Linked DNA regions of Homo sapiens: region 2 is linked to region 1. The links are chromatin loops, found by intact Hi-C in ENCODE. Cell type or tissue: PC-3. All regions are shown on one strand. Links, peaks and the distances in the headings refer to the core of each region. The heading gives the core; the rest is flanking DNA. Region 1 overlaps LOC105379129 (a long non-coding RNA gene). Region 2 overlaps TMED7-TICAM2 (TMED7-TICAM2 readthrough).

Region 1 (11,620 bases), core at 2,290-10,289:
ATGTGTAAACAGTGTATGTATTATGTAAATATTTGTGTAAAAAGAAGATATATGTATATATAAATGCCTACACATGTATTTGCTTATGTAGGAAACAATATCTCTAGAATTATTAAAAAAAAAAAAGAAAAAAAAGAAACCTGTAACAATAGTTACTTCTAGAGAGGGGAATGGATTCCAAGGCAGGGAGGTCAACTAACTCATCACCATACACTCTTTTATGTTTGAATGTGCTGTATAAATGTGTGCATGTGTGTGTGAATGTGTTTGTGTATTTATGGTGAAGCATAGAGAGGTACAGTAGTCAATTCCACACCCTACTGAGAATAGAGTTTCAAATTAAGGATTCAAGTGTAGTGAAAGTAGACACAGTTATCATTTGAAATTAAAGGGAAAGGAAAGCCAAATATTATAAGGCCTATCCTCAAATTGTTTTAAGTTAATGCTCCTCAATCTCGTTTTGGCCCCAAACACATTGAAGGATCCACATTGTTCATGAACAGCCACTCCTCTTAAAGGTGAGTCTCAGTTTAGTGCCACGTACTTCGTAGGTCTAGGACATGTAGCCTTAAACTTGTTCCAGGGGCCATTGGCAGAGAGGGATGGGAGAGTAGAACATTCCCAAAAATGTAATCACAGAATGGTTTGCTTTAAAGGAACATATCCTTAGAAAACTATTAGACAGGCTTTTGAACCATTATTGTTTTGTGTTCCCCTATTATAACTAAGATAATTTCTACATATTATTTCTCTCTCTCTCTCTCTCTCTCTCTCTATATATATATATATATATATATATATTCTGCTTAGTGCCATCTTGCCAGCTAATGCATTTTGCATTAAAATGCTTCGATCAGCCTCAGCTAAACCCAATATAGGATCCTGTTTCTTTCCCATCCTGATCTAAAGGGTAGCATATGAAAACCTTGGGGAAGGAGAGGGGCAATACTATCCTTTGGTGATTCTGATACCAAGTCCAATTTAACATCTATACTTACTCATTCAGGCAGCCATTCTTGGTGAATAAATTGTTCAGAATCAAATATCAAACTGGTGGCCCATTGGGTCATTATAGCCTTCTACCTGAGGGGGAAATTAAACTGAATCAAAGGAAAGTTTCACCAGATTCTTCTCAATGTACTAAAAAGAACAAAAACTACCATAACAATTCTAAGAATTTGTGATCCTAGTATAATACAGCCATGACTTACTGGGACATAACTGAACACTTTATAGAGTGACACTTTCCAAAGATTCTTGTGAGCTTTTACTTAAATTTTTCCCATAAATTTACTAATTACCCTTATCAAAAGGAAATTCATGACATAGCTCAATGCTAAGAGTCCAGGGAACAAAGTAAAGGCTGGAAATAGTGACCTGGTTTCACTAGAAATTGCAGGAAAGTACTGGTTTATAGGTCACTGGTTTTTTTGTGCCAGAAATGTCTGACTAAATTAGGTTACATCCTGCAGGCCCTTCACCTGTCTCTCACGTAAATAACATTACCCAAGGGTGTCCTCTCAGCCCTACTCATGACTGGCACAAAGACATTTCAGCCCACATAAATTACCTTTTTTCTGGTTTTGTGAGAAACTTGGTTCCCTCAAATGGTTGTGATATGAAAATTCGCTCAAAGCCGAAGGTGAATGATAAAATAAAATGGGCTCTAAAAGGACACTTCTACATCTAAATTCAAGAATTCTATGGTTCTAGGATATAGTATAAAAATTAATGGAATCTGTTTCACATAAGCAAGCAGATTTAGGATTAGAAGCATGTCATAACTTGAAGGCAACCCAAAATTTATTTTTAGGCTACATGAATCTTTCAGAGTTCTTGATTTCAGACAATGAAACTCCCCCTAGGTAGTTTAGGCAGCAAAAGGAATTGTATTAAAGATTTTAAGCAGTTCTTGGAATCTCAGTGAGGGCTACAGAATAAACCATGGCTGCTCTGAGGCTGGGAGCCATATGAAAGTTACACAGATGGTTCCAGGGGGCACTCTATTGCTGCTGTGCCTGGGCACAGACAACCCAGCTTTTGCCCCGAGTGGCGGACACTGGAAACTCTGCCTAGAACCTCTGGCAACATCTCTGGAAGGTAGAGCCTCTCCCTCTATCTGCCATGATGGATTCTGTGAGATGCCTCACTCACTCCAGCATGGAGGTCTCAATAAGATGGGTCTAATTGGCAGAACCTGGACACTAGATCCTCAAATTGAAGATGTCAGGAGAGTTTCTGACTTCATCTTTGAAGAACGAACTCTCAGAAATCAGGAAACTCTCCAAATATAAAATGGGCTCAAAGGTAATGAGTGGCAATGCCCACTTCAAGTAGTATAACCTTAGCTTCCCCTGGGGACCTGGAAAGCCCGGGTCACATCTTCCCGGGGAGTTAATGCCCATGGGCAGACTCTTGACCAGGGGCATATGTAGAATGAAATGGACTGGCAGATAAATTGTTTTCCCTTCCTCTCCCCTGGTGGGCTGCCTTGATATGTAAAGTTCATTTGGCCTTACTGAGCACATCCCATGAGATGCAACATGAACTATACTTGTTGCCAACAAGAGGCTGACTCAAACTTCCCTCATGTTTGCCCCTTTTCCCTCACTTCTGTTTCCCTGGGAATGTAACTCCCAAAACAGATAGCAGCACATAAGCCTTTCCTTTAGGCTCTGGTTTCTACGGGTGCAAAAGCATCTCACTGCAGATGCAAAGTATTCTTATTAGAGCCTTTGCCTGGTCTCTATGACAAGCTTCAATTATTTTTCCTAGAAAACTAGTAATAGAAGCTCATGCCAATTTGTAAGACTGCATTTGCCATAACTGTCGTTCATACTAAAAATTTCTTTTCTACTATCTCTAGTTTTGTCTTGTGTGCAAAGAAAGAATTATTCATTGGGGCTCAGGTTGTGAGAGTGAGGAGTAGATGAATGAACCGGTCAGCTCTCTCAAATTCAGTGAGAGTCTCCTCGCTGCTACATCAAATGGCATCATGCTTTGTTATAGCCATGCTGAATTTCTTCTAGTTCCCTAAACAAACTATTGTATATCATTTCTCCGTGCTCTCTATCTCAGGTTTTCTCTCCTAAGAAGCTGTCTTCCTTTCCACTATTACTACTGCTAATAGTGGAATTAATACAGCTAACTGCGTCTGGTCCTTGAAAACTAAGCTTGGGTGTCACTTCTTTAAGGAAGCCCTGCTGAAGACCCCTTCCCACTACTCTAATTTATACCAAACTGCATATTCCTATAATACCCTGTGCATTGTATTTATTTGAGCCAAACTGGACTTCAGCTATTGGTCTATTGACCTGTCTTCCCTGACAAGATAGCTGCTTGAGAGCAACGACCATGCCTCATTTGGCTTTGTAGCCCTAGCAGCAAGCACTGTAACTGGCACATAATGATCGTCTAATTAAAAGCTGTTTGAATGAATAAATAATGTTTATGGAATAACTGAATTACACCAGTCAGGGTCCCTGTGCCATGTTGTGGCAGTGGCTAAAAAAAAAAATCTATCCAGCCGGGCGCGGTGGCTCACGCCTGTAGTCCCAGCACTTTGGGAGGCCAAGGCGGGTGGATCACGAAGACAGGAGATCGAGGCCATCCTGACTAAGATGGTGAAACCCCGTCTGTACTAAAAAAAATACAAAAAATTAGCCGGGTTTGGTGGCAGGCACCTGTGGTCCCAGCTACTGGGGAGGCTGAGGCAGGAGAATGGTGGAGCTTGCAATGAGCCAAGATCACATCACTGCACGCCAGCCTGGGCAACAGAGCAAGACTCCATCTCAAAATAAATAAATAAATAAATAAATAAATAAATAAATAAATAAATAAATGAATAAATAAAATAAAATAAAATAAAATAAAAAATCTATCCAAGCCCTTCCCTGGATTGAAGAGTGCTTCATCCTTCCACCCACCTGTGAGATACAGTCAATAACTACATTGAGCCATCCCAATTGAAAAATCCTGTAATTTCCCTAGGAAAGATGGCTCAATGTCATGTTTTTGGTTGATTCCTGAGTGAGTGAGGATAATAAAAAAAAATTACTATTGAAAAAAAAATAAGCGAAATGTATATACCTAGGACTTGCCTTAGATGACCAGTGTTTTTGTCATCTCCATCTCACTTCACCAATGGAACAAAAATAGTTATTAAGAAATGACATTTAACTGTTCTCATATTTAGAAGTTATCTGTCCCATATATCTGAAGCTGACCCTCATTCCAAATACTTGTCCAAATATGTCCTAATTTTTAGTTTAGAAAATACATACTCATTTATTTTTTCATGGATCCATCTAAAAAATTCAAATTGATGTCTAAGATGGGCTGCCTCAGGCATAGATATGCAATAGTAAATGGAACAAACATCATCTCTTGTGGAGTTTGCATTTGAATGGGGGAGGAGTATAAACATTATAACCTATATTCAGGAAGTCTTTCCTTCAACAAATATTTATTAAGTGCTCCTATGGACTCCGTGCTGAATAGCAGAGACACAGGGGTGCCCCATGGAGGTTGTCCTCTAGAAGGGAAAGAATATTAATCAAATAATCACACAAATAGATAATGAATTATGACAACTGTTATAAAGGGGAAAAATCAGATTAGATGGGATCCAAATCTAGATGTGGGTGGAGGTGGCCAAAAAAGGCTTCCCTAGGAACTGACATTCGAATTGTGTCAGGAAGCGAGGGTTAGAGGCTCCCTCCAGACATAACCACTAATACAGGCTAAGGGATGCTGGCATGTTATGAGAGCTAAAAAAGCCCAGGGTAGCTAGAGAACCAGGAAAGATGGAGAGAGAAGCAGGAAAAGTGGTCAGGGACCATATCATGCAGGGTTTTACAGGTCATTTAAGAAGTCTGTTCAAATACATTAGGGAATAACTAATGAAGGTTGAATGAGATTGCAGGTAAAAATTAGTTCATGAACTTCAAAGTTGCTAGTATTTATTGTTTTGATTTATATTCTGGTATAAGTAATTGAGGTGTTTTTTTAAAAAACTATTTGTATCACATAGAAATTGGTAGCATTAAAAACTATTCTAACCATTTTTGCTAAAAATAATTATTAGATTTAGTATAAAATTTTGGGAACAATCCATTTAAGAAGCTAAATGTCAGTTGACTGTATTTGTGAGTCTTAATATGAAAGTAAGTGTTTTTATTTATCTGCCAGGATTTCAACTGGTTTGCTCTTACTTCTATTACTGATATATTATAACAAGAACATTCTAATTTTCATGCCTAAAAGATGAAAATATTTTTTTCTTTTGGAAAGAATCAAATATGAACTGCATGTTTTCTACTGTTGCTCAGGTGACATCTGGTGGATAAAAACTGAAATGCAATTTTATATAGTTTAAGAAAGGTGAGGTTCTCAAATTCCACTGGTAGGAAGTCATTAAAGAAGTTGAGCCTTACTGATTGATGATTAATTTTGCTTATATTTTTGGCATCCTATTATTCTCATTAAGTAGAAATTGCGATAGAGATTTGATGGGAAGAACACTTCAGTGCCCTAGTAGATTTGGTAGGCTTTGGGTCCTGCTTAAACCTCTGGCAATAAGTAGCTAAATGGCCTGATTTAATTTTGTTTTTTTAGGAGTTTTCAAAGTGAGTAAACAGATTAGCTACAGATGGGACAAGAATCAGATTAATATCTGACTTCTCAGTGACAATAGTAAATAGGAAAAACAAGAGAACAATATCTTAAATATTCTGAAGAGAATTTTTACTCTGTCTAGAGTTCTCTGCTGAGCCAAACTCTCCAACAGATGTAAAAATAAAGGCATTTTCAGACATGCATGGGTATGAAGTTAACCTTGCATGAGTTCTCTTTGAAAGAATTACTATTTAAAATGCTATTTTTATCATTTACTCAATTGTCAAATGTTTCTACTTGGGGAAAGCGAGTGTATTCCATTAAGTGTTTATTAGAGCATGCCCCTCACTGTTATTGGTTTATTTTTTCTGAAAATTTCTGGATTTTTTCTTTACTTTTTATTATAAGCTATAGACCAGCTTGTCTACTTAAAATATTTATGTTTTCATTGTATTCTTTCACATATTCAAAAACCATAACAGTGAGCAGGCAGGCAAAGTCCTTTCCAGAATGGAGCTTACATTCAGTTTTTTTTTTTTTTCACTATGTCAAATTGGGTCTTTATTTCTATTATGTTTTCTAACTGCTTGTTGTTTGTATAGATGAAGGTGATTCCTTTCTGCACACTAATTTTGTACCCATCCATTCCACAAGTTCTCACATTGTTCACAACACATGTATAATTGAGTTTCTTGGGATTTCCAGGCATACAGTGATCTGTAAATAGTGATATTGTACCACTCTTCCAATGTTTATAACTCATGTCTTTGTCTTGTCTAATTGCATTGGTTAAACCTCCAGAACTACACCAAATAATAGTGATGACTGTAGATACAATTGTCTTGCTGCTCATTTTAACAGCAATGCTCATTGAGCATTAGTGTTTCCTCATTGAGCAGACTGCTGGCTTTTGGGAAATACCCATCTTTCCCCTTTATTGTGATTTTTTTTAAAAATCAAGTATGGATGTTGAGATCTATTGAATGCCTTTTCAGTATATTTGGAGAAAATCATGCATAACTTTTTTCTTTTTTAATCACTTTTATCAGACAAATTTCAGTTGCAGAAAACAGAAGAGGGTTTTATACAGGGAATTGGCTGCATACAAATCAGTAGAAAGCTGGAGGAGCAAGCTGTCTAGTAGTGGCTCCCGGAACCATACTGCAAAACTGGCCCACCCAGGGATCTGCCCCCTCTGTCACAGTCAGGAAGTCATGCTCCCATCCCACAGTTTGTGAGCATGTCATCTTAAGGTGATCTGGGAATGACAGCCTGCCACCACAATTCTTAGCTCCAGGAACACACCTTCCTATCTTTCACCTCTGGATCAGAAAACCGATAAAAGGACTACCAGCTCCAGAGTCTCACTGTGTCTGCTACAAGCTACCCCAGCAAAATGGCTGCCTCAGGTGCCACCAACTGTATTCTGAAAACAAGTCTCACACAAATGCATCTGTCTGATTGTCAAACGTAATTCACATTGAAGACCCTGGCTGCAAGGGAGCCTAGGAAATGAAGATTCTGAACTTTCCAGCCTTTATGGTATAGGATGTCATACAAAAGAGAGATTGGGGTAGACAGTGAATGAACCATGTTACTATACCCAACCACTTATTAAAATAGTGAATAATGTTAAATCATTCTTGAGACCATAGGGAAAAAATTCTTTTTCCCTTAATTATTTTAAGGTGCTGCTGGATTCTGTTTGCTAAAACTTTGGTGAACATTTTAAAATCAGTATTCATAAGTGATTTTTGTGCTGTCAGTTTCTGGTAACAAGCGTATGCTACTTTCATTAATAGAATTTGGAAGCTTTCCTCTTTTGCCTCTGCTCTGGAACAATTTAAAAAGCATTAGATGCCAGTCATGGTGGCTCACGCCTATAATCCCAGGACTTTAGGAGGCTGAGGCAGGTGGATTGCTTGAGGCCAGGAGTTTGAGACCAGCTGAACAACATAAGGAGACCCCATCTTTACAAAAAAAAAAAAAAATTAAGAGATAGCTGGACATGGTGGTGCAGTGTCTATAATCCTAGCTACCTGAGGCGGGAGGATGGCTTGAGCCTAGGAGTTCAAGGCTGCAGTGAGTTGTGATCATGCCATTGCACATTAGCCTGGGTGACAGAGCAAGACCCTGTCTGAAAAACAAAAAAATAGCATTACAGCCTATTTATTTCTTCCATAAAGATTTTGTAAGATTAGCCTTTGAAGCCCTCTGAGCCTGATGCTCTTTGGGAGCCTACCTCCTTGACAACTGTTTTCTTTTTATTTTTCTTGGACATTTAATATTTAATGTTTATATTTTTAATTCACCAATTTCAGTAAATTGTGTTTTTTTAGAAAAAGGATTAATTTCACCTAAATGTTCAAATTTATTTGCAGGCAGTTGAGGGAAATAGGCTCCTATGATTATTTTATTTTCCTTTGTATCTTTTTATTATGTATTTTTGTGCTTTCTTAATTTTATTCTTGGCCAAGTTAGCTAGTAGTTTATCTGTCTTGTTAAATTTATTCATTGGGATTATCATTTTTCTTAGTTTGATTTTATTATTTTCTTTTATAATTCATTTTTCCTTATCTCCTTTTTGGTAGCTGTTTTTTTCTCTATATTTTTTAGCTGGGTAGTTAATTCATTTACTCTTATTCTTTTGTGGTTATTAATACAATTATTGAAAACCACTGTTTCTTCTGAGGGTTGCTTTAATTGTATTCCGTGGATATTAGTATGTAGTGTTATCAATATTTTCTAATTAAGCTGCAATTTTAGTTTTGATATCATCTTTGACTCGAGTTTTAAGAGAGTTTTAAAATTCCAGATAATAGAGTCTTTTTGTCTTCTCAGTTGATTTGCTTTGTGATCAATGAAATATATCCACATTATTTCTGCTTTTTGGCATTTACTGAGGATTTGGGGCCTAAATTTTTGTGAAACTGTTAGAAAAGAAGGTATAATCCTTGTTTTCAGTGCATAGAGTCAATATGTGTCAATTAGACCTACCTTATAAAACATATCATTTAGTCTACTCTATATTGAAACCCCACTCTTTATACCCTTCTTCAGGTAGTCTCCCCACAGCAGCCTTTAAGAAGATCAGCAATTCTGTGACAGGTGTCTAACAGCTATAGCTCCAACCTCTGCCAAGGGAGTGAATACTCCTGCGTCCAATATTAACAACCAAACCTTGCAGAAATATTGATAGGAAGAGAAAAAAAAAATCAAGAAGTTATTACCTCTCATTCATTTACACTGACTGGCAGCCAGGTCAAGCACAGGCTTGCATATTTATATGCACATTTGCATATTTATTTGCATATGTATACAAAAACAAACCTCCCCAACTACATGCACTTTTTTGCTTTCTCTTCTGATTCCACCAAGGTTTCCACCAGGCACTTTCCTCAGACTGACCTGTAATACCCTAAGCAGTCTCTCAACATGGCCTGCTTCCATGCCCAAATCAGGGTGGGACATCCACTTCCTGGTATTTCTCTGTAGTAGGCAAACTGGTTTGGTATCTGCAGTCTTAATGCCTAGTAACAGCCTAATGTTAGTTGATTTTCCTTCCAACATGAACAAGCTATAAAATGTTTCTGTGCTCCAGATTACACCCATCACTAGACATTTCCTTTCTCTTATATTTTATAGATCCCAGTTAATGTTAAACTAACAGTATCAGTTGGGATTATTATATCTCAGACTACGTATAACAAAAATCCAAAAGCAGTGGTTGAAAAAACAGTTAATTGCTTTTCTCACATAAAAAGCAATTAGAGGTAGTCAGTAAAGCTGTTAAAATTAGTGCATGATAATTGTGAAAAATTCTCAACATTACCTAAGTCCCACCCATCCACTGATGTTTTATCATTTCTTGAAGTACATTTCTTATCTTCTATATTCTTGAAGTACATTTCTTACCTTCTATATTTATATATAGGGACCTGGTTTTTATTTAAAATTCTCAAGCAAGGGTAAATAATTTAAAACTTATTTTGTACCTATGAGCTAGAAGTTTCTGAGAATTTTCCTGTAATCCAAGGAAATATGTAGAAAGATGATCTACTGTACGCATTTGATTTTCTAACTGTAAAATAAATGACTATAATATAATAACTGGAATAATTTTTAAATGGTAGGTTTGTGGTCAGTCATATAGGTTTGAATTCTCAAAGAAAAATACTGTATTGGGACTAAGCGGTGTAGTCATAAAACTGTCATCCACATTGAAGATTTTTTTATTTCTCTGAGGATGGTCTGAGGGGCGTAAACCGGATACTATCAGCAACAGAATAATCAACATCCATTCAAACACAATTGATTGTTTTGTTTTCTACTGGCCTCCAAGAAATACTTATTTTTCAAAAGAAGAAAAATAGACTTTGAGGGTTTGGTGGTTTAGGAAAATAAGTATTAATGATAAAGGCAGGTTCATGGTTGATGATTGGTTCTGCTATATTTTAGCTATATTGTCTTAAAAAAATGTATTAACTACGCTCTCATAGTTAATTTATTTACACCAAAAGGAGATTATCAGTGTTAATAAGAATGTTTGACACATAACAGGCAATCAAAAGTAGGAATTATTATTTTTTAAATAAATATTTAAACTTTTTCCTTTTATTATACCTGCCCTCAAACTATCTTATCTTAACAGCTACACTTGAAGATTCACGGTTGTTGCTGCAGCTGTTACAGTTGTTAAAGAATCCATCTTTTAAGGCCCATCTTTGGGGAACTATAGTCTGTTAGAGAGTGTCTGGTTAGGGAACTCTAACATTACCAAGGAATTGTAAAATAGAAGCTAAATGACTGGGAATTATTTAAATAACTGTCTCTTTTTCATATCCAGAAATATTGTTTAAACAATAGAATATTTTATATGGAAATAGTGAAAAGTTGATAGAAGACATTCAATTGTTTTTACCTGAGAGAGAGAATTGTGGCGGGAGCTATCACCCTATATGTAATATTGCTTAGCTTGCATTGTGATTTCACTAGTCAGTGAAAAACAATTTATTCCTGCCTTGTCCATTTATACTGGTGAATTCTAGAGGGCACTGTAAAATCATCCATTTGTTGGTGTATTTGAAAGATTAATACAAATATTTTGTTATAATTAAGTCTTATTTAAAAATCCAGTCCCCAGGCATATGAAGACATTTGATTTTGTGTAACTCTCTGGAACAATTCCACCCATTTTCAGCAAATTATTCTGTGACCTTAGAATGAATCAAAACTGTCTCACCATCTGTTCAGTTTGCAATAGTGATCCTTATGTAAGGATCACTTTGATTTGAAAATCAAATCACTAGTTGCAACACTGGGCAACAAGTTCATTAATTGGGTTGAACTTGTTTGGTTATAATTGGAAAATAGCCTCTTTTTTCCTCTTACTGATTGCTTTTTAAACTTAATCTGTTAGATATCTCTTCCCTCTCTCAGATAATATCTTAGGTGGAGCCCATATATTTTCTGATCACCTTGAGTACTACTCATTTTCAGGTATTGAAACGTCAGCGTTCCCTAAATCACAACCATCATATCATGTCCAACTTAAAGCTTTTCCTTATTCCTGACCCAGAATCAGTAACCAGCAGTGGAGAAGACAGGCAGAGGTTCTTCTTCCACTCTCCTTGACCTACCCCCTTTCTGCATTCAACACACTGCTACTGAGTACTTCAGGATCAAGGAAGGTTTGAGAAGCTAATGAAAAGTCAGGAACTGGTGACAGTAAATGTAGAGTATTTTTTTTTTCCAAAAAACTGACAATGAAATGGAATAGAAAAAATAGAAGGCTGTGACTTGACTCACATATTGGTCGTGAAACAACACTGAGTTATATGGTGCAGATGAGAGCCAGGCCTAAACAAAGTGATTCTAAAATGTTGAAACTACAAGGCTGGGCAAAGGCGTACCAGAATAAATGTGAACAAAAAGGAATCACCAGACAGTGATTTTAAATATAAGATTGAATTCAGGGCAAAAATAATTAAACAGGAAGTATACT
Region 2 (11,620 bases), core at 2,256-10,255, 270 kb before region 1:
CCCAGGAGTTCGAGACCAGCCTGGGCAACATATGAAACCCCATCTCTACCAAAAAAAAAAAAAAACCAAAAAAAAAAAAAATTAGCCAGGTGTGTGGCATGTACCTGTAGTCCCAGCTACTCCAGAAGCTGAGGTGGGAGTATGGCTTGAGCCTGAGAGGCAGAGATTGCAGTGAGTTGAGATCACACCACTGCACTCCATCCTGGGCAACAGAGCCAGACCTTGTCTCAAAAAATAAATAAATAAATAAATGAATAAATAAATAACAACAAAAACAAGAATGAATCTAGACTATAATCATTCTTTGTTGATTTCACTGGAGAAAGTCTCAAGTCTTTGTTTCTAGAGTTCATTTCCAAACTGAGATGTTAATTTTTCCTTAGGTGAATAAATATATTTTCTTCAGTAGTTACAGGATTCGTTGGAAAAAGATATTTCTTACTTTTCACACACTCTTATTATAATTTATTCTCCATTAGATTCACCATCACCACAATGCCTGACTCCAGACAAACAAAAAAAAGCTCCGAACCAGTAAATCCTGGACATCATTTCACTTGACATTTCAGATCTTCTGTTTATGCTGTCAGTAGAGATGCTGCCAGTCATTGTTAGGATATTTGTGTTCTATTTTGTTTGTGCTTGATACAGAAATATATTTATGCTTAATTGAATATTCAGTTTCTTTATATTTTCCTGTTTCTAGTCTACATGGTAATTTGATAATGGAGAAATTAGATTTAAACTGCATGAAAAGATAAAGCGGTATGGTACCTATCACAAAAATACCAACGTAATTTATTTCAATCTGGAGGTTTGTAGTGCTAATATAACACCATTTACATTTTCCGAATGTCTCCTATTATATTAAACTGGACCCTTTATTTAATGTTCCCTTCGCTGCCTGTGATAGCCCTTGTAAAGCTCACAAAAGATTAGTAGTTTAGCTTCCCAATTATCTGTTTGTCGTTTATGTATTTGGATCTGTCTATTATAATCTTTTTGAGCTTTTCAGTTTGAATGAAAGTTTCCATTTTTAATGTTTTGATTAAATTTATAATATTCTTCTGTTTTGTTACTTCTTTTAGATTGAAAAGAAATGCTGAGAAATACATAAAGTTTTCCTCTTCTGCCTTGGATATTTATAATGGGTATCGGGAAGTCTAAAATAAATTCCTGCCCTCTTTCTCTCTCTTGGGGTAAAAGGCACAGTGTGGATACAAGTCCAGGATATCATGAGTCAGATTCCAAGAAGTCTGAAGATCTATCCTTGTGTAATGTTGCTGAGCACAGCAATACAACAGAGGGGCCAACAGGAAAGCAGGAGGGAGCTCAGAGCGTGGAAGAGATGTTTGAAGAAGAAGCTGAAGAAGAGGTGTTCCTCAAATTTGTGATATTGCATGCAGAAGATGACACAGATGAAGCCCTCAGAGTCCAGAATCTGCTACAAGATGACTTTGGTATCAAACCCGGAATAATCTTTGCTGAGATGCCATGTGGCAGACAGCATTTACAGAATTTAGATGATGCTGTAAATGGGTCTGCATGGACAATCTTATTACTGACTGAAAACTTTTTAAGAGATACTTGGTGTAATTTCCAGTTCTATACGTCCCTAATGAACTCCGTTAACAGGCAGCATAAATACAACTCTGTTATACCCATGCGGCCCCTGAACAATCCCCTTCCCCGAGAAAGGACTCCCTTTGCCCTCCAAACCATCAATGCCTTAGAGGAAGAAAGTCGTGGATTTCCTACACAAGTAGAAAGAATTTTTCAGGAGTCTGTGTATAAGACACAACAAACTATATGGAAAGAGACAAGAAATATGGTACAAAGACAATTTATTGCCTGAGATGAAACATATAACATGTGGCTGGCTCTTGTTTTGTAAACCAAATGATTAATCTTCACTTGAGAAAGCAGTTTCTAGGAAATGTTTAAATAAAAGAGAGTCTTCACCTTAAAGAAACCTATGGAGCACAAGAAAGATAAATTTCTGCAGGACAGCCTATAAAATTGTGGTACTTTTTGATGTTTCAGTAAACTTGACATTGTCAGAGTTTCAAGGACTTTTCTTTCACAATTTTCCTAGTTCATGGATATGAAAAAGGAATTCTCAATCCATATTCCTTGTATTGAACCTTGAACAAAAACTTGTATGACAGACATTTTTAAAAATGTGACAACACTTTTATTCTCTGAATTTTGATCTCAAAGGACACAGAAAAAAAATGGCCCCAGGAGATCTGATCACACTTCCTCCTGAGGCACCTCTCATGGATGTTGCAATAAGCATTCGGGTACTATCACCCAGAAATATGAATTGCCAGAATAGAACATTTAGCATGTTAAGCGTTGATGCATATAAAATCAGAAATAGATGTGAGAATGGTGGAACTTTTTAAAAGAACCCAGTCAAATGTATTTTCTGCTGAAATCTGCATATTTGGAGGCATTTCCCACCACCGATTCACAGCCCATTTGATAGTGTGGTAGTTAGGGACTTCGTGGAGTGGTGTTCAGACGTCCCCTGGGGCTTAAATCTCTTCATATTAGTCATCATTTGTAACTATGGCTTTATTTGCAGAGCTTCTAAAAGGCGTATAACTGTGTGAGTGGCCAGATATTCACTTTTTAAATCAAAAACCTCTCTTATGGAAGCTTTAAAAGTTTCCGTCACACACAATTCTCTTCTCAGGAAGTATTTCTCATTTAGGTCTTCAAAGTAGCCTGACTGTGTGCATGTGTGTGTGTGATAGGTTATTTATAAAGACTTTGGATAGAAGGAGATGTATTTTATTACCTCCTATTCTAGAGCCCCATGCTCCTAACAAGCCAGAGAGGCCCCAAACAGGATTGTTTCTTTCCTCCACAGCCCTTCTGCCCATCTGAGATTGAGGGAGCATCGTCCACTTGAGATCAGGGATGGGGTGGAGAATGGGTCATGTCATGTAATGAGAAAAGCCCTCTTCGGGATCATGAGACTTGGTTCTAGTCCAATTTCTGCCACTGAGGATGAATGTAACTGTGGGCAAACTATTTACCCTCCTTTATCTGTGAAATGAAAGGGTTGAATTGATGGATCTCTAAAGGCTTTTGTCCTCTATGAGGATGTGAAAAACTAGGGACCACAAAAGGGAACAAGCAAAAAAGTTTGGATTCGATAAAGTGATATGTAATAGTTGCAGAAGGCTTTATATATGCTTATAATGAAAAGATATTTTTTGTATATTGACAGCATAATTTATTTTTAATGCTGTCATTACACTTAAAGTCACAGGAAAAAAATATACATGCTTACTCAGGCTTTCTTAAAAATAAATTTTTATAGAGATCCTTGAGTAAAGACATTTTGCTTAATTTCTTTTTTCTTATTCCCCACTTGTATATCCCCTACCAGTACCGGGATCTGCACACATCTTTTTGCAGTTACCTCTTCATAGCCATGAACCAAAACGTTCTATGAGGAGCATGCAAGTAAGTCAAGCCTCCTATTCTGTTAGTACTTATTAGAGGAGGAGATGGTTTTCATTGCATAGTGACATTTTCTTAGCCTTAACGTTCTGATAGTAGCTTACTACTCACTTCTCTTTTTCAGTTTTCATAATAAGTATTCATTTTTTTGCCATAATGCTTCCTGTAAAGCCAATTTTATATACTAATAAAACATGAACTGCCCACTCTTCATGCCTGCCAAACTTGGGGCAATTGATGCTAAATGGTATTTTTAAAATAAATGTTTTTATTCTTTACTCTTGACTAAACTTGTTTATTTTCAACTCCAATGAAGATTGTGGAAGAGTGTTTTGAAATGAAGCATCGATTTGTACTTCATAGAGCACCAGACACAATGTCTCACCCAATTTGGAGTTCCATATTTTTTTTATGATAAAGAAAAATGTTGGCCGGGCGCGGTGGCTCACGCCTGTAATCCCAGCACTTTGGGAGGCCGAGGCGGGCGGATCACGAGGTCAGGAGATCGAGACCATCCCGGCTAAAAACGGTGAAACCCCGTCTCTACTAAAAATACAAAAATTAGCCGGGCGTAGTGGCGGGCGCCTGTAGTCCCAGCTACTTGGGAGGCTGAGGCAGGAGAATGGCGTGAACCCGGGAGGCGGAGCTTGCAGTGAGCCGAGATCCCGCCACTGCACTCCAGCCTGGGCGACAGAGCGAGACTCCGTCTCAAAAAAAAAAAAAAAAAAAAATGTTAAGTGCTGAATTATTATATATGTTGAAATTATCAATTGTAACAAAATAGCTAAACTGAGGATGAAAACAGGTAAAGGTGTGGGCTTTGTCATGTTTGTTGTGTACATATGTGCGTGTGCACACACCCATACACACATGTACATATCTAGGTACATACACATATCAGGAAATATGGGAAATTTTGCACTATGCTGGGGAGCTTTCATTTTGAGTACTCTGTGGGCCTTATTGCCCACCCTGGAGCTTTACAGGGGAGAACCCGAGTTGAGCCTCATGTATCAGTTAGGAAAACCCCACGCCACGTGGCCTAAACCATAAGAAAAAAATATTATCCGACTTAACAAGAGGTCCGCCAAGGTACAGGGGCTCAAATGTGTCATTAAAATCCCAGTCATATACTGAAATATTATTCAGTTCTAAAAAGGAATGAAATTCTGATACATACCATAACATGGGTGAACCTTGAAAACATTATGCTAAGTAAAATAAGCCAGATACAAAAGGACAAATATTATAGGATTCCACTTATATAAGGTAAATTCACAGAGACAGAAAGAATAGAGGTTACCAGGGGCTGAGGGCAGGGAGGAATATGGAGCTATTGTTTAATGGGTACAGAGTTTCTGTTTGGGGTTGTTGAAAACGTTCTGGAAATGGGTAATGGTGATGACACACAACATTGCGAAATGTACTTAATACCACTGAATTGTACACTTAAATATGGCTAAAATGATAGATTTTATGTTATATATATTTTACCACAATACAAGTTGAATATCCCTTATCCAAAATGCTTGGGACCAGAAGTGTTTTGGATTTTGGATTTTCATATTAGAGATGCTCAACTTGTAATTAAAAAAAAAAAGAAAAGGTAAAAAAACAAACCCAGGTTCTTTCCATCTTTTTGCTCTTCCATTCTCAGTGTTTCGGTTGAGCTCCCTTCCAAGGTGTAGCCTGGCTGCTCCAGTGTCCGACACTGTATACAGACATGACAGTGTCCAGCCTAATAAGATGATAGGAGTGGTCCACCCATATGGAAAAAATAATTCATCACTGCATTATTGAAAATTGTTGATACCCAGTAATGATAAAGAGCCATCTGACTCCCAGCTGGTTCCATTATTTCAAAATTCTCCCTACCCCTACCCTGAGTGGACACCTCCTAGCCTCCCTGCATCCAAACATCTTCCAACACCGTTTCTGAGTCAGACTACCTGGATTTGAATTCCACCTCTGTCCTCTGTAAGTGATGTTCTTAAAAAGACACTTAATTTTTTTGAGTTTTAATGTCCTCATCTAAAAATAAAGATCATAAATACCTCCCTGAAAGGTCATTTTGAGGATTTAATGAGCTAGTGCCTCACATATAGCTACCATATCTATGCTACTAGAACTATTTTTTGTTGCCTACACACATTCAATATGCAGCATGGGTTGGCGGGCAGGACACATATGCATTTTTACATACCCACAATCCTATCCTTGGAAACCTCGCAACTTGTAGGGAATAGATTTTAAACAAAGACAAAGGAAGATGCCAGGCCTTGTTCCCATGTGCAGTACAGCCCCCAGTCAGGCACTGAAAAGCAGAGGAGCCCCCTTGATCAGCAAGAGATGTGTGAGCTGTTAATGATGAGTATGAGTGCGGAGGAAGCTGGTGGCATGAAGGATGCAAGAGCATGGTGCCATGATTCTAACAAGTAGAAAGTTGAGCCATAAACTAGAAAAGCAGGAAAATGGAGTCTAGGAGTGCCAGCTTTGAAGTCAGTTAGGAGGAAGAATGGCTCAGACCTGGATGCCTTCAGTGGAGTTTTGTTGCTCCTTACACTTAAAAATGGTGGATCAACTTTGTGTTCATTTGATTATGGAGGGCAGAGGGTGTAATCCGTTTAATTTAGCTCTTTTCTGGGGCTTAGCAACTCCCAGATAATTTTGCCTCATTTGGGAATAGGCTGTATGAGTTTAGTTATACTATTCCCCTTGGGTTGGGTGGAGAAGGGAGTAAGAGTATCACTAGTCTACTCTGCTCCTTTCTTTCCTGACTAACTTAAGTTCTGCCTTGAATTCAACAAGCTGTTTGCTGGGGTTAACGCTTTCCAGCACAAGTCAGGGATGTTTTCCGCTTCAGTCCCTCATCCTTCAATTTTGCAGATCCTAATGCATTGGTTGTCAAAACCACTTCACTGCATAGAAGGTAACACCACTAGTAACAGAAATAACTTCCCTTGGCCCTCTCATTTGCAACAGCTCATTCCTAAGGCCCAATCCCAGTTCCTGATGGTGGATGTTGTTCCAGCCTGGAAAGCTTAATCACTTCCTCTCCAGTAACGAATAAATAGACTAGATTTCACTGAGTCATCTGTCTGCCCAGCAAAGGACCCTGCAAAAAAGAGATCAAAGTGGTTTTCACAGTCTTGTTGCAAAGGAAATCTGAGTTGGGGCCCAAGTATTCAAAGGGTGTAGAGTGGCTCAATATTAGTATCTAATTCAGGAGAATCATTTCAGTGCAGGCAAAGGATTTCAGGTCCTTTATCTGTACATTTTGCAGGTAAAAAACCTCAGTGCAGGTAAAGAAACCACATGCCATGCTGTGGAGTCAGGCTATTCCCAACTGTAGAGAAAGTCCATTGATCCATGAGTGTGGTGGGGCTGGCCCCAGGGCTAGTGAGAAGCTGTTGCCATGGCTGCATTGCTGGTAAGGTGGGATTCCGTGTGTTTGCCCTGAGCAATCTGCGCTGCCTCTGTGACTTTCCTCCTCTTCTCAGTCTTACACCGCCTGGTCTTAGGTCATCTGCTAAGCTGTCACAGAAAGTGACGTACCCTCCACACCTGTGGATGGTCTGAAGGGCAAGGAGGAAATTTCAGAAAGCTGTCAGGCACTTGATGAAATGAAACCACAGCATCTGGAAGTTGATGTCCTTAAGCCAATGACCAGAAGGAATGAACCAGAGAACTGATGTTGTTGTCCATGGACCTGATGTTTCTTATGAGATTCCAAGTAGAAAAATTTATTAGATTTTGAACACTTAACGGCTGGATAAGGACAACTTTCTTATATATATATATATATATATATATATATATATATATATATATATATATATATATGTCATATGTGGCAATACTCTTGTCAATTAACATATTAAGTTTGGATTGAGGTAAGTAATACTTGAAAGTGCCATTAATTAATAACTCAGAGCATGAAAATTATTTGATTAAAAGCTCAATGAGGCTGGGTGTGGTGGCTCATGCCTGTAATCCCAGCACTTTGGGAGGCCAAGGTGGGTGGATCACGAGGTCAGTAGTTCAAGACCAGCCTGGCCAAGACGGTGAAACCCCATCTCTACTGAAAATACAAAAATTAGTCAGGCGTGGTGGCAGGTGCTTGTAATCCCAGCTACTCAGGAGACTGAGGCAGGAGAATTGCTTGAACCTGGGCAGCAGGGGTCGCAGTGAGCCTAGATCTGGCCACTGCACTCCAGCCTAGGCGATACAGTGAGACTCTGTCTCAAAAAAAAAAAAAAAAAAAAGCTCAACGAATTAACTTGTGGAAAAAAAGAAAGACAATTGCTCTTCTCTCTTCTCCTTTGCCAATGAACCTGCTCTCACAACTGTTTACTCCAACATCTATACTCCTTCACAGTTGCCTTCCTTTCTGTCATGAGCAAGAATTGTTCTGGGGAAATCACTTCTTTAGTTAGTTTAACACACTTCTATTTCTCTTCAGATAGAGTGAGTTCTGAGTCATTTTCACTCTGAGGTGAATAATTAGAAATGCTTTTATTAGCAAGTAACAGGAACCTGCATTTAAGCAGTTTCCAAATCTAATTAGAAATGTTGCTTTCAGCTACCTACTCAAACTACAGGTTTAAATCAAGAAAATTGTTTTTTTCTATTATTTGTAGGGGACCTCTACAAACTAGCTCCTTCCGGAGGTTTTCCATGTATATATTGGACAGGACACATAACAAGCTTTACAGATTTCTGTATATTTTATGTGTATTTATAAATAATGCTATCACATTAAAATGTTCTAAAATTAGATTGCAGTGCTGGTTGCACAACTCTGCACATATACTAAAAACTGTTGAGTTGTATACTTGAAATGGGTAAATTTTATGGTATGTAAAATATATCTCAATAAAGAACCTAAAAAATACTCTCGAGCAAAGATGACAATAAAATGCTACAGTGATTTGGAAACATGATTTAGCAATGACTAGTAATGTTGAAGATGGGCATATCTTATGAATCTAGCAATTCTACCTCTGGATTTGTATCCCAAAGAAACTCTCTCACAGGTACCCAAAGAAGCACGAGTGAGAAGGATGCCTATGCAGCATTCTTTGTAATAGGTAAATAATGGGAAACAATCTAAATGTCCATCAGTAGGAGGATGCAGGAATACATTATGGCAGGTTCATGAAATCAATACTATAGGGCATTAAAAATAACTAGGAAACCTACATATGTGAATATGGGTAAATTTCTAAAATGTAATATGTGGGAGAAGTAAATTATAGAATAATATGGATAATTTGATAACATTTATATAAAGTTTTAAAACGTACAAGACAGCTCTGTATTTTTAATGGGTACTTACATTGGTGATGGTATATTATTTTCCATGCTCTCCTGTATGTTTGAAAAAGTTCATAATTATTTTTTAAATTAGCATTCACTTGTAGTCATGTTAAGTGCTGTAGATGTTTCCTACACGTGCAATGATTTGAGGAACTAAAAAAAGATGAAGACTGTCAATGGGTAGAGAAATATATGCTTGTAATAATACGTTTCATTTTTTATCACCTACTGTGTTTGGCACTTAACTTACATTATCTCCAGTGTTCCCCAGATTCCTACAAGGTTAGTCATACAGTGTCCAATACTGGGCCAAGAAACAGATGCTGGAAATGTAATATACCCAAGATCACAGGCTGGTAGAGGATGGAGTCATTGAAATATTCAGTGGTCTGGCTCCAAAGCCTTGTGGGTCTTAGGCTTCATAATTGTGCTTCTCAATGTACCTGTCTGCTTTTCTCATGGTGGAGAAATTAGGAGAGGCCAGTAGTACAAAGAGAAAACCATAACAAGTTCATGGTGAGGTTGCCATAATTCTAGTCTTCTTTGCCTAGTATGCACAACTCATGACAGAGAGTCTCAGGAACTATGCGTCCTAATTCCACTGTGCTGCTGTGGAGCTAACTTTTCTAATCTTCACTTTCCTCCAGAAGACTCAAAGTATTGCAGTAGCTGATTTCTAACATTTTCTAGCTGTGTGATTTTTTTCTGAGCTCTAAAAACTAAGGTCTCTGCCCATTCTAAAATGCTTCCCTTCTTTTGTTGTACTTTCTTCACTTCAGCTTTTGAACAAGCATCACTAAGCACTATTTTGTCACAAACTCCATGACCTTTGGAAATGGAAATGATGCTCTCTTAGTAAGCCCTGTCTGTGTCTAGGGAGAGAGGAGGATGTCAGTGTCTTTTAGCTCTGAACAAGAAGTCCACTATGTCTGGCATGATAATTTAAAGGGTCGCCAAATACTCTTGTTTTGTTTTGCTTTATGTAGTTTATTTGCTCATACTAGATGACACATATGTTAAATGAAACACTGCTTTGATTTAGAGGGAGGAGGAAAAATGGGGTACATAATAAGTGGGACTAGTGTTTATTTCAGGAAAAATGTGTTGCTTAGCTCCTGTATGCATATAATCATGTGCATCTTTTCTGTGTTTCAGAACAAAGATGTTGTTCAGCAATATAGGAAACATTAACAAAGGGAAACGAATGCAGACATTTACATACACTGTGATTTGTGAGTTTCAGGGTGGGATAGATCTAGCAAAAATTATGTTTAATGCTTAGATTTTATGTAAAACTACTGTGATATTGAATGCCGTATGTTTTGATTAGAGTACAGCCTGTGCAGCCCCATTATTTGGGTTCAATTTTAGTTGTACATTTATTTGTTGGGTAACTTTGGTCAAATTTAGTTAACCTTTCTATACTTTCAATTTGTAAAGTAGAAATCATAGGAATGACTACCTCAGAGGTGTTCTGGAAAGTAAGTGATTTAATAGAGATACAGTACTTAGGACAGGGGGAGTAAGGCATTCTTAGAAGTCGCTTTCATCCTGACCTTGCCTATTATTCAAGGCTGACTGCTAAGAGACTAGTTAAGCAATTAGATCCAGATCTTGATAGTTGCCCTATTTTTCCCCTTCAAGGCCATATGTGTTACTTTCCTCTAATACATTTGCCTAAAGCCAAAGAACAATCCATCTACCACTTAAGAATACATTTATTGCTTTTAACTTAAAAAAAAATTAAAGAAAAGATCTCTGTAAGGATGAGCTCCATCTTATGGTAGGCTTCATCTATACTGCCTCCTTCTTGTCGTAGTGGCTGCTGCAGTCAGGCATCCAGTCACTGGTGCACAGCTGAGAGAAAACTCAGGGCTGGTGTTCTGAAGCGGGTGACATAAGGATCTCTAATCACTGACCCAGCGACTCCAATACTGTCTTTGTTTCCCTGAGTTTTATATTTGCCCAGAACTGGAAAGCTCCCAGCCATTCATTCACTGGTCAGTTCTGTGTGTGTGCTATAGTAGCTACTCTGTTGCCAGCAACAAGAAGAAGGAGGTGAGGAGAGCTCTAGGCCTGATTTTCACCGCCAAAGAAATTCTGGCACTGGTTAGTGCTCTGCTGCGTGGTTGGCATGGAGACTAGAGAATTCAGGCTACCTAACAATTGAGGACTTAGGGGAACAATAGGTCCTGGTTATTTTCTTAGCCTTTTGCTGAGATATTTCCTTTATTCTTCTTTGGACTGCCCCATTAGGACCCAAGCTATTTCTTGTGGTTGTAAGGGCCTACTCAACTTAAAACATTTAATTCAGTTCTATTTAATTTTTAAAAATAGTTAATATATTCAAATGCCTCGAAATTCAAAGAGTACAATGCAGCAACCTTGTTTCCATTCTCAAAGCCATTTACTATTACAAGCTTCTTATGAGTTCTGCCAAGATGCCTTATGCATATACAATCAATAACATATGTACATATATACAAATCTACCCATCCCCATCTATCTCAGAGGTCATCCGATACCAATGCATGAAGAGCTTCTTCATTTTGTTCTTACTGACTGCCTAGTACTCAGTTGTTTCAATGTATCATAACTTATTTTAACCAGTACCCATTGATGGATGGCCCTTTATATTGTTTCCAGTCTCTCGATACTACAGCGCCCCTGTAACAAGCAACCATGTATGTGTGAAATTTTGCACATGTATAAATGAATATATCAGTAAGATAAAAGCCTAGAAGTGAACTTGCTGGGTTAAGAGCATGTGGATATGAAATTTCTACAGATACTCCACAAAAGTTGCATCAGTTTACATTCCCAG

What was found. Peaks named below come from ENCODE experiments on the same cell type or tissue, not always from the same donor. Only the 100,000 strongest peaks of a DNase experiment are listed, where the experiment ranks them.
Region 2: a loop joins it to region 1, with 7 times the contacts of the local background. A loop is called at or near these places in 107 of 110 quality-filtered maps.

The regions. Positions count from the first base shown.
Region 1 is chr5:115,303,674-115,315,293 of GRCh38, reverse strand. It overlaps LOC105379129 (a long non-coding RNA gene), which reads right to left. Exons shown (of 5, transcript XR_948684.3): 2 at 999-1,083. Among named protein-coding and RNA genes, the nearest start is that of CCDC112, 13 kb to the right of the region's middle. In PC-3, for the core only: a CTCF peak has its summit at 5,326 (motif pointing left); no DNase peak of the experiment used is centred there.
Region 2 is chr5:115,570,784-115,582,403 of GRCh38, reverse strand. TMED7-TICAM2 (TMED7-TICAM2 readthrough) reads left to right here. Exons shown (of 4, transcript NM_001164469.4): 4 at 1,089-3,908. The coding sequence ends at 1,089. It overlaps TICAM2 (TIR domain containing adaptor molecule 2), which reads left to right. Exons shown (of 2, transcript NM_021649.7): 2 at 1,089-3,908. The coding sequence starts at 1,148. The coding sequence ends at 1,855. Among named protein-coding and RNA genes, the nearest start is that of TICAM2-AS1, 26 kb to the left of the region's middle. RefSeq lists enhancers at 6,949-7,018, 7,049-7,098. In PC-3, for the core only: no CTCF peak of the experiment used is centred there; DNase peaks (open chromatin) are centred at 2,533 and 6,503; H3K27ac peaks cover 1,842 bases.